2 separate regions of the Homo sapiens genome follow, and region 2 is linked to region 1. A link is a contact called in ENCODE Hi-C or POLR2A ChIA-PET data. All regions are on one chromosome and are shown on one strand. Each heading gives the region's core, a stretch centred on a gene start or an enhancer-like site at or near the end of the contact. The rest is flanking DNA. Distances are from core to core; before and after follow the strand shown. Region 1 overlaps DOP1B (DOP1 leucine zipper like protein B). Region 2 overlaps DOP1B (DOP1 leucine zipper like protein B).

Evidence for each region. A loop is a pair of places that touch in the nucleus more often than their neighbours do. ChIA-PET counts read pairs that join two places held with the same protein, here RNA polymerase II (POLR2A). Pooled maps may share reads with other maps.
Region 2: a loop to region 1 is called in a pooled map, with 3 times the contacts of the local background. The contact joins two enhancer-like sites. A Hi-C loop is called at or near these places in 6 of 168 maps with a recorded cell type or tissue (DLD1, K562, astrocyte of the cerebellum and 3 more), 1 of 37 single-sample maps with no recorded cell type and 4 of 50 pooled maps. POLR2A ChIA-PET finds 5 or more read pairs at or near these places in 10 of 52 experiments (AG04449, AG04450, GM10248 and 7 more).

Annotation. Positions count from the first base shown.
Region 1 is chr21:36,252,861-36,256,646 of GRCh38, forward strand. It overlaps DOP1B (DOP1 leucine zipper like protein B), which reads left to right. Exons shown (of 37, transcript NM_001320714.2): 23 at 912-1,049. Among named protein-coding and RNA genes, the nearest start is that of MORC3, 65 kb to the right of the region's middle. RefSeq lists enhancers at 1,191-1,290, 3,061-3,110. Within about 2 kb of position 2,256, at least 3 of the 41 ENCODE cell types and tissues checked have a DNase peak (open chromatin) inside an H3K27ac peak, as active enhancers do.
Region 2 is chr21:36,208,128-36,212,080 of GRCh38, forward strand. It overlaps DOP1B (DOP1 leucine zipper like protein B), which reads left to right. Exons shown (of 37, transcript NM_001320714.2): 5 at 588-777; 6 at 3,426-3,524; 7 at 3,847-3,953. Among named protein-coding and RNA genes, the nearest start is that of DOP1B, 53 kb to the left of the region's middle. RefSeq lists a silencer at 1,544-1,838 and an enhancer at 2,443-3,377. Within about 2 kb of position 1,681, at least 6 of the 41 ENCODE cell types and tissues checked have a DNase peak (open chromatin) inside an H3K27ac peak, as active enhancers do.

The DNA.
Region 1 (3,786 bases), core at 1,006-3,505:
CTGCAGGGGTCGGCTTACCTTTTTCAACCTCAATCCTCTTCCTTTGTTCCCTCCCACCCCTGCTCCATCCCCTGCTCGGGATCTGCTGCTGCACCTCCTTGACACTCCCCCAGTGCTCAGCCTTTGTGGCAGACATGGGCGCCTGTTCTCTGAGGAAGAGTCAGTGGTCAGTGTCCAAGGCCACCCTCCTGAGCGCCTGTCGGCTCCTTCCCTGGTGAGGAACCTGGTGCTAGTTGTTTTTCTTCCAAATGCCCATGACCAGGGTATGCAGACTTCTGTCATCAAAAATATGCCTCCCATACCAGGGCTTTCCTTCCAAGGCTAGCAAATGGGAGCCTGGTTTATCTGTTTTTACTTCCTGTCTTCGTATTTTTGATTCCATCTCTTGTTTCCTTCAAATTTAGTATATTTGTTTCTAAAATGCTTTCTACTAAATTCAAACATACCACTATTACAGCCCCATCATGGCCTGCACCTTTTATTCCTAATTTGTATCAAATTATGTTGTTCCCCTGGGTGGAGCCTTTACCTAGTTCAATAGGAAATGTTTGTTTAAGAGATTAAAACAGGCCGGGCGCGGTGGCGGCTCATGCCTGTAATCCCAGCACTTTGGAAGACCGAGGCGGGCAGATCACCTGAGGTCGGGAGTTTGAGACCAGCCTAGCCAACATGGCGAAACCTCATCTCTACTAAAAATACAAAACTTAGCTGGGCGTGGTGGTGGCCAAGATCGCACCACTGCACTCCAGCCTGGGTGACAGAGTGAGACCGTGTTTCAAAAAAAAAAAAAAAGAGATGAAAACAGATTGATTTCTCCAGGGACGACTACTGTAGAATACAATAAGGATGTGTCATCCTTATTTTTACTTTCTCTCTATAAGCTTTCAAGGAACTTTTTTTTTTCTTGGCAGATTATCCCAACGGCAAGTGCATCCCAGCTAACCCTTGTCGACTTGGTGTGTGCACTCAGCACCCTGCAGACTGACACGCTGCTGCACCTGGTGAAGGAGGTGGTGAAGAGGCCACCCCAAGTCAAAGGGGGTGATGAGGTGAGGAGCCTGGGGAAGCCTCTGGGCTTCTGCAGATTAGTGGGTGGCATTTGTCATAACTCTACTTCCTTATAAATCGTGTTTGGGAGGGAAGGATAGGTAACAAGAGCTAGTGGGAATGCTTGGGGTAGTGAAGTGGAGGTGCTGTTTGCTGTGCTTTGGGGGAGACCTATGAAGATCTGGTGCTTCTTTTTTAAGTTGGGAACTGCCTGAGGTCAGGGGCTCTCATTCCTTGTACCCTGCTGCTGAGGACACTGCCTGGTACATGGGTTAGCGCCTTCTGGGCACCAAGTGGAATAAAATCTTTAGAAAGAGGAAATGGCACCTGCCTCAAGGAGCTCGCAGCCATAAAGATGCCAAAGATAAACAAAACCAGACTCTAGTGAAAGATGGTAAAGACAGATGTGATTCAATAACCACTGCGGTAAGGGAAAGTGTTGGGTTCAGTTTAGATTTGTGTGGAGATGACTGGGAAAGGATGAGGGAGGAGGGAGGGGGAAGGAGCAGGAAGTTTAAGGAGAGTTGGAGAAGTAGAAAATTACAAAAGAGCAGGTGGGGAGGCTGCTCAGTCCATAGATGTGATTAGGCCATCTGGGTTTGCTAACTGGGGCTTATCCAAATGAGGCTCCTACCCTCCCACAGAGGCTGGGAGATCGAGACTCTGTCTTTCTTGATGATTCTGTTTCAAAGGGATGGCTCCCAGGTCCTTGAGAAACACATTCCTAGGTTGTGGGAGACACATACACATCTCAAAGGGACAGAGAAAGTATTTATCATTGTAAACTTAAAAGAAAATGCTCTAAGAAAGGGAGGTCAGGGGTCTCGCAGGAACAAACAGTAAATTATTTGGCAACCTTGAGCTTTCTCGGACAAGTGTTTGAAGAGGACTGGTGTCCCCATCCTAGGGATCCATGCTAGTGTTGTTTGGGGCTGTGGGGGTGGACAGAATCATTTGTCAAGCAGAGGGCTCAGAGGAGCCTAGCTAGAATCAGCTCAAGGAGAGAGTCTTTGTCAAGGGCAAATTAAAATTTGTGTAACTTTTTTTTTTTTTTTTTTTTGAGACACAGTTTCACTCTGTCACCCAGGCTGGAGTGCAGTGGTGCGATCTCAGCTCATTGCAACCTCCACCTCCTGGGCTCAAGTGATTCTTGTGCCTCAGCCTCCTGGGTAGCTGGGAGTACAGGTGCATGCTATCACTCCTGGCTAACTTTTGGTTTTGTTTTGTTTTGTTTAGTTTTTTCGAGATGAAGTCTCACTTTGTCGCCCAGGCTGGAGTACAGTGGTGCAATCTCAGCCCACTGCAACCCCGCCCCTGGGGTTCAAGTGATTCTTGTGTCTCAGCTTCCTGAGTAGCTGGGATTACAGGTGCGCACCACCAAGCCCGGCTAATTTTTGTATTTTTTTTTTTCTTTTAGTAGAGACGGGATTTTGCTATGTTGGCCAGACTGGTCTTGAACTCCACTTGCCTTGGCCTCCCGAAGTCCTGGGATTACAGGCGTGAGCCACCGTGCCCGGCCAAAATTTGCATAATTTTTTTTAAAACTTTTTTTTTTTTAAGACAGGATCTCACTGTCACCCAGGCTGCAGTGCAGTGGCACAATCACAGCTCACCATAGCCTCGACCTCCCCAGGCTCAAATGATCTTCCCAAATAGCTGAGACCACACATGCACACCACCACACCTGGCTAATTTTTATATTTTTTGTAGTGACGGGGTTTGCCACATTGCCCAGGCTGGTCTGGAACTCCTAGGCTCAAGCAATCCTCCTGCCTCGGCCTCCCAAAGTGCTGGGATTACGGGCGAGAGCCACCATGCCTGGCTGCATAATTTTTTATAAAGGTAGAAAATAAATGTCAGAGAACATAACTAATGATAGACACTCTGAGAAAGAGGAGATTTCATCTGGCTGCTGTGAAACAGAAACCTTCAGGGTGATGTCATTGAACCGAGAAGTTCCTTGTAATTTTTCTGCTCAATTTCATTACAGCAGCCTGGAGGGCCCATGTTGTCTAGAGAGCTTCTTCAATTATACACGGTGGATTTAAAACAGGGCAAGCTGTGTGGTTTAATATTTGCATTCCCTTAGAGTCTTCTATTTCTGTTTTTACCAAAGCAGTCTTCATCATTGAAAGCAGCAGAGCTGTTTTGCTCTTAATTAACTAATTTAATAAAAACCAGGGATTTATTTCAATCTTGAAATAATTGCCTTCTGTCGAACAGTTTAAAATCATACAGTTAGCAAAAATTTAAGAATAATCTAAATGAAAATTAGGGGGGCCGGGCATGGTGGCTCATGCCTGTAGTCCTAGCACTTTAGTCCAGGAGTTCGAGACCAGCCTGGGCAATGTAGGGAGACATCATCTCTACAGTAAATTTAAAAATTAGCTGGGTGTGGTAGTGCACACCTGTAGTCCCAGCCACTTGGGAGGCTGAGACAGGAGGATCAGTTGAGCACAGGAGTTCGAGGTTGCAGTGAGCTATGATTGAGCCACTGCACTCCAGCCTGGGTGACAGAGTGAGACCCTGTCCAAAAAAAAGAAAATTCGTGCAATGGAAAAAGTGATTATTAAAAAATATAGCTATACTTGAACAGGTGTTTGTGTACCGATGTTCATAGCAGCATTATTCACAGCAGCCAAAAGGTGGACGCAATCCCTGTGTGTCTCAGTGGGTGTGCGGATAACAAAGTGAGATCTGTGCGTGCAGCGCGTTAGTACTCAGCCTCGAGAGGAATGA
Region 2 (3,953 bases), core at 431-2,930, 45 kb before region 1:
GCAGACTGAAAGGAAACACCACTCCAGGCTGATGGAATTTGCAGGGTCGTGGGAGGCCCCAGGCAGATTTGCCCCTAGCATTTCTAAAGGCAGATGTCACTTGGCACATTTTTGGCTGTGCTCAAGTTGGTGGCATCTAATTGCTTAAGTCTTTGATCAGTCTCCTCAGCATATGCTTGTTTTTGATACACCAATGGCTCCTTCCGCTTTTCTGTGAAGTGGCTGACCTGCCTATCCCTCTTATGGTGGAACCTCCCTTCCGTGAGCACCTAGGCATCCGTGGCACGGCCAGGGTGGAGATGGGTCTCTGCCCTGCCACGCACGACTGCTTAGCCACTTTCCATTGGCCAAGACACCGCGCTGCCTAGTGACATTGGTTTTGGCAAATCCAGGGTCAGTGTGACAGCCAGCAGGTGGACACACACAGCAGGGTGAGAGATGGCAGCGGCTCCCGGCGATGAGGAAGGTGGGGCTTCCCCAGCCAGGCGAATCCGCTGTGGTTCTTCATGCAGCATTCGCAGAGCAGTGTGCAGTGGGACTCGGGAAGATGGGGCGAGCCCTTGAACCCTATCCTCTCTCATCAACAGAACGGATGCTCTGCTCCTGAGACTGTCGCTGGTGGTTGGCAAAGAGGTGTTTTACACCGCCCTCTGGGGGAGCGTCCTGGCCAGCCCGTCCATCCGCCTCCCTGCCTCAGTCTTCGTGGTGGGCCACATCAACAGGGATGCCCCCGGCCGGGAGCAGAAGTACATGCTGGGGACCAATCACCAACTCACGGTGGGTGCTGTGTTCCTCACAGGGCATGGGGAGGAGGCGACATGTGGGCACAGCATCCTCATGGGCAGGTTGTCACTGAAGCTGCAAAGGGACATCCAGGAAAGGGAGGTGCACCAAGCTTAAGTCTGGGTAACGAACGGCTGAGCAAGGCGAGAAGGAGGCCTTGTGCAGTTGAGGCTGGTGGTGGCTTTTTTAACATATGCATTAAGGTTTTTTTTGTTTTTGTTTTTGTTTTGAGACGGAGTCTCGCTCTGTCGCCGAGGCTGGGGTGCAGTGGCACAACCTCGACTCACTGCAAGCTTCGCCTCCCGGGTTCAAGCAATTCTCCTCTCTCAGCCTCCCGAGTAGCTGGGATTACAGGCACCCACCACCATGCCCGGCTAATTTTTGTGTTTTTAGTAGAGATGGGGTTTCACCATGTTGGCCAGGATGGTCTCGAACTGCCTGCCTGGCGGGTGATCCACCCACCGCGGCCTCCCAAAGTGGCATTAAGATTCATACATTCAAATAAGTGTTCACACCCTCAGAGGTCCCTTCTGGAGGCCCCTGGCTTTGCAGAAATGTGCTTAGCTGCACACGGCGCTCAGACGGCCTCTGCACGCAGAGGGTCTGCTGCATTGGCGGGTCTTTGTTTCCTTCCTCTGTCCTGTGTCACGGGGGCCACTGCCCACTCACACATGGAAACCCCCTCCTCCCTTGGCGTCCTCCCCCTCCTCTCTTGTCTCCATTGGCTGCTCTCAAACCTAAATTATTGGGGTCCCCCAGGTATCCATCTCCAGGCCCTTCAAGGGAAGCTCTCTTCCCTGGTAACGACATCCCTTCTCGTGCCCTTAGAAATGGTAACCTCCCAGATCTTTGTCTCTTTTCCCCAAACCTGCCTCTTGTGCTTTTGTGTCTTGCTGTCTTTCGCCACCTGGTGGTGTTCCCACACTTTGATCTTAAAGTGTTCAGATTGAATTCGCAGGTGAGAAGATCTGCAGCTGAGTGTGAATTACCCTCTGGTTCCATTTCTCTTTGCAAAATGGGGGTTGTAGACCTGCTTCACAGGATCTCTCTGATGACAAGGTGGAAAAATGGATGAAAAGCGCCTCGCACAATGATCAGGACACAGGCGACCCCGATGAACACGTCCCTTTCCTGCCCCGTCAGTATCCCCTTTGTCTCTTTCTCTCCATCGTCTCAGCCCTGCTCTGGCTTCTTGTCTCTTACTCTTGGATCTGACTGGTTTCTTCCCATCCCAAATCTGCTAAGAGATTTGGGATGGGGAGAAAGCCTAGCTTTGCTCATATGTATCCTGTGCTTTAAAAATGTCTGACTTCCCGGCTGGGTGCGGTGACTCATGCCTGTAATCTCAGCACTTTGGGAGCCCTGAGGCAGGTGAATCACTTGAGGTCAGGAGGTCAAGAGCAGCCGGGCCAACATGATGAAACCCCACGTTTATTAAAAATACAAAAATTAGCCTGGGCGCAGTGGCTCATGCCTGTAATCTCAGCACTTTGGGAGGCCGAGGCGGGTGGATTACCTGAGGCCAGGAGTTCAAGACCACCCTGGCCAACATGGTGAAACCCCGTCTCTACTAAAAATACAAAAATGAGCTGGGTGTGGTGATGGGCGCCCGTAGTCCCAGCTACTCAGGAGGCTGAGACAAAGGAATCGCTTGAACCTGGGAGGCGGGGGTTGCAGTGAGCTAAGATTGCACCACTGCACTCCAGCCTGGGTGTCAAAGCGAGACTCTGTCTGAAAAACAAACAAAAAAAATTAGCAGAGCATGGTGGCGGGCACCTATAATCCCAGCTACTCAGCTGTCTGAGACACGAGAATCGCTTGAACGCCGGTGGCAGAGGTTGCAGTGAGTCAAGATCACACCACTGCACTCCAGCCTGAGTGACAGAGCAAGACCCTGTCTCAAAGAAAATAAAAAAATAAAAATATCTGACTTCCCATTGCCAACAGCTATAGTCCAAGCTCAAGAGCATTCTAACCATCTGCTCCCAGCCACAGCACCTCACTCTTCCCTGCAGGCCCTGCGCTCCCACACGACTGCCACAGGGCCTGGCCTCACAGTGCCTTTGCTCCCGGCTGTTCCCTTCTGTCCCCCTGGCTGTGCATTCCTGCCCTTCTTCGAGGTCTCAGTGTAGCTCCTTCCTGTTCTTCAAGCCCAGCTTTCCCGTGGAGCATCATTGTTCTCTGCAGTTGAAAGAGCTCTCCTCTTCTGAACTCTGAGCGTTTGTCTGTGGCTCTAATTTCTTATGCATCTCTAGTCTACCTATCTGTATTCAGAAAAGACACTCAGAATATCTACTGAATTGATCAGGAATTATTTTCCCATGTGTCTTCAGAGCTTTAGTTTAAGGTTCCTGTTGGATCCTTTCTGGGATCGTAGAATTTGAGATCATAGAACCCGGCCATCTGGTCCAAACCCCTCCGGCTCTCACGTGGAACAGTGAGGTCTGCAGCTGAACGTCTTCTCCGATGTCACGCAGCCTGTGGCCTCGAGAGCTAGAACCCACACCCTCCTGACCTGTGGCTGCTGGTTCTCTTCTGAGTGATATAACGCAGGAGTTTCAAGATTCCCGGGAAAGGTTACTTTCGTTTTTATGACCATAAAGAGTAGCCTGAAAATGCTAGTGCCGTTTGATCGTTTACAGGTGAAGTCTTTGCGTGCCTCCCTGTTGGACTCAAATGTTCTTGTGCAAAGAAATAATCTGGAAATCGTTCTGTTTTTCTTCCCATTTTATACCTGTCTGGTAAGTAATTTGTACTCTTCTGGTAAGTCACTGGTGTTTCCCAAGGGGTGGGATATAGATCTCAAGCAGTTCTGTCGTACGAGGACAGCTCAGCCACTCATGGGCATTATTTGCTGGTAGCCAGTGAAAAGTCCTTGTTCATTTTTGCAAGGATAGCGTTTTCATTGCACGTATTGAATAGCTTCTTTCCATGGGTAATGTGTAAGGAACCAGCCCATTTTGAGATAGAGCTTTGCAGACCAGCAAGGAAGGGCTGCGTGTCAAAAAGTCAGCAATCTGCCCTATCATTCCCTTGCAGTAAATTTCTCTGTCCTTCTAATAGGATTCCAATGAGAGAGCCATCCCCCTCCTCAGATCTGACATCGTGCGCATTCTCTCAGCCGCCACCCAGACCCTACTGAGAAGGGACATGTCCCTGAACAGAAGACT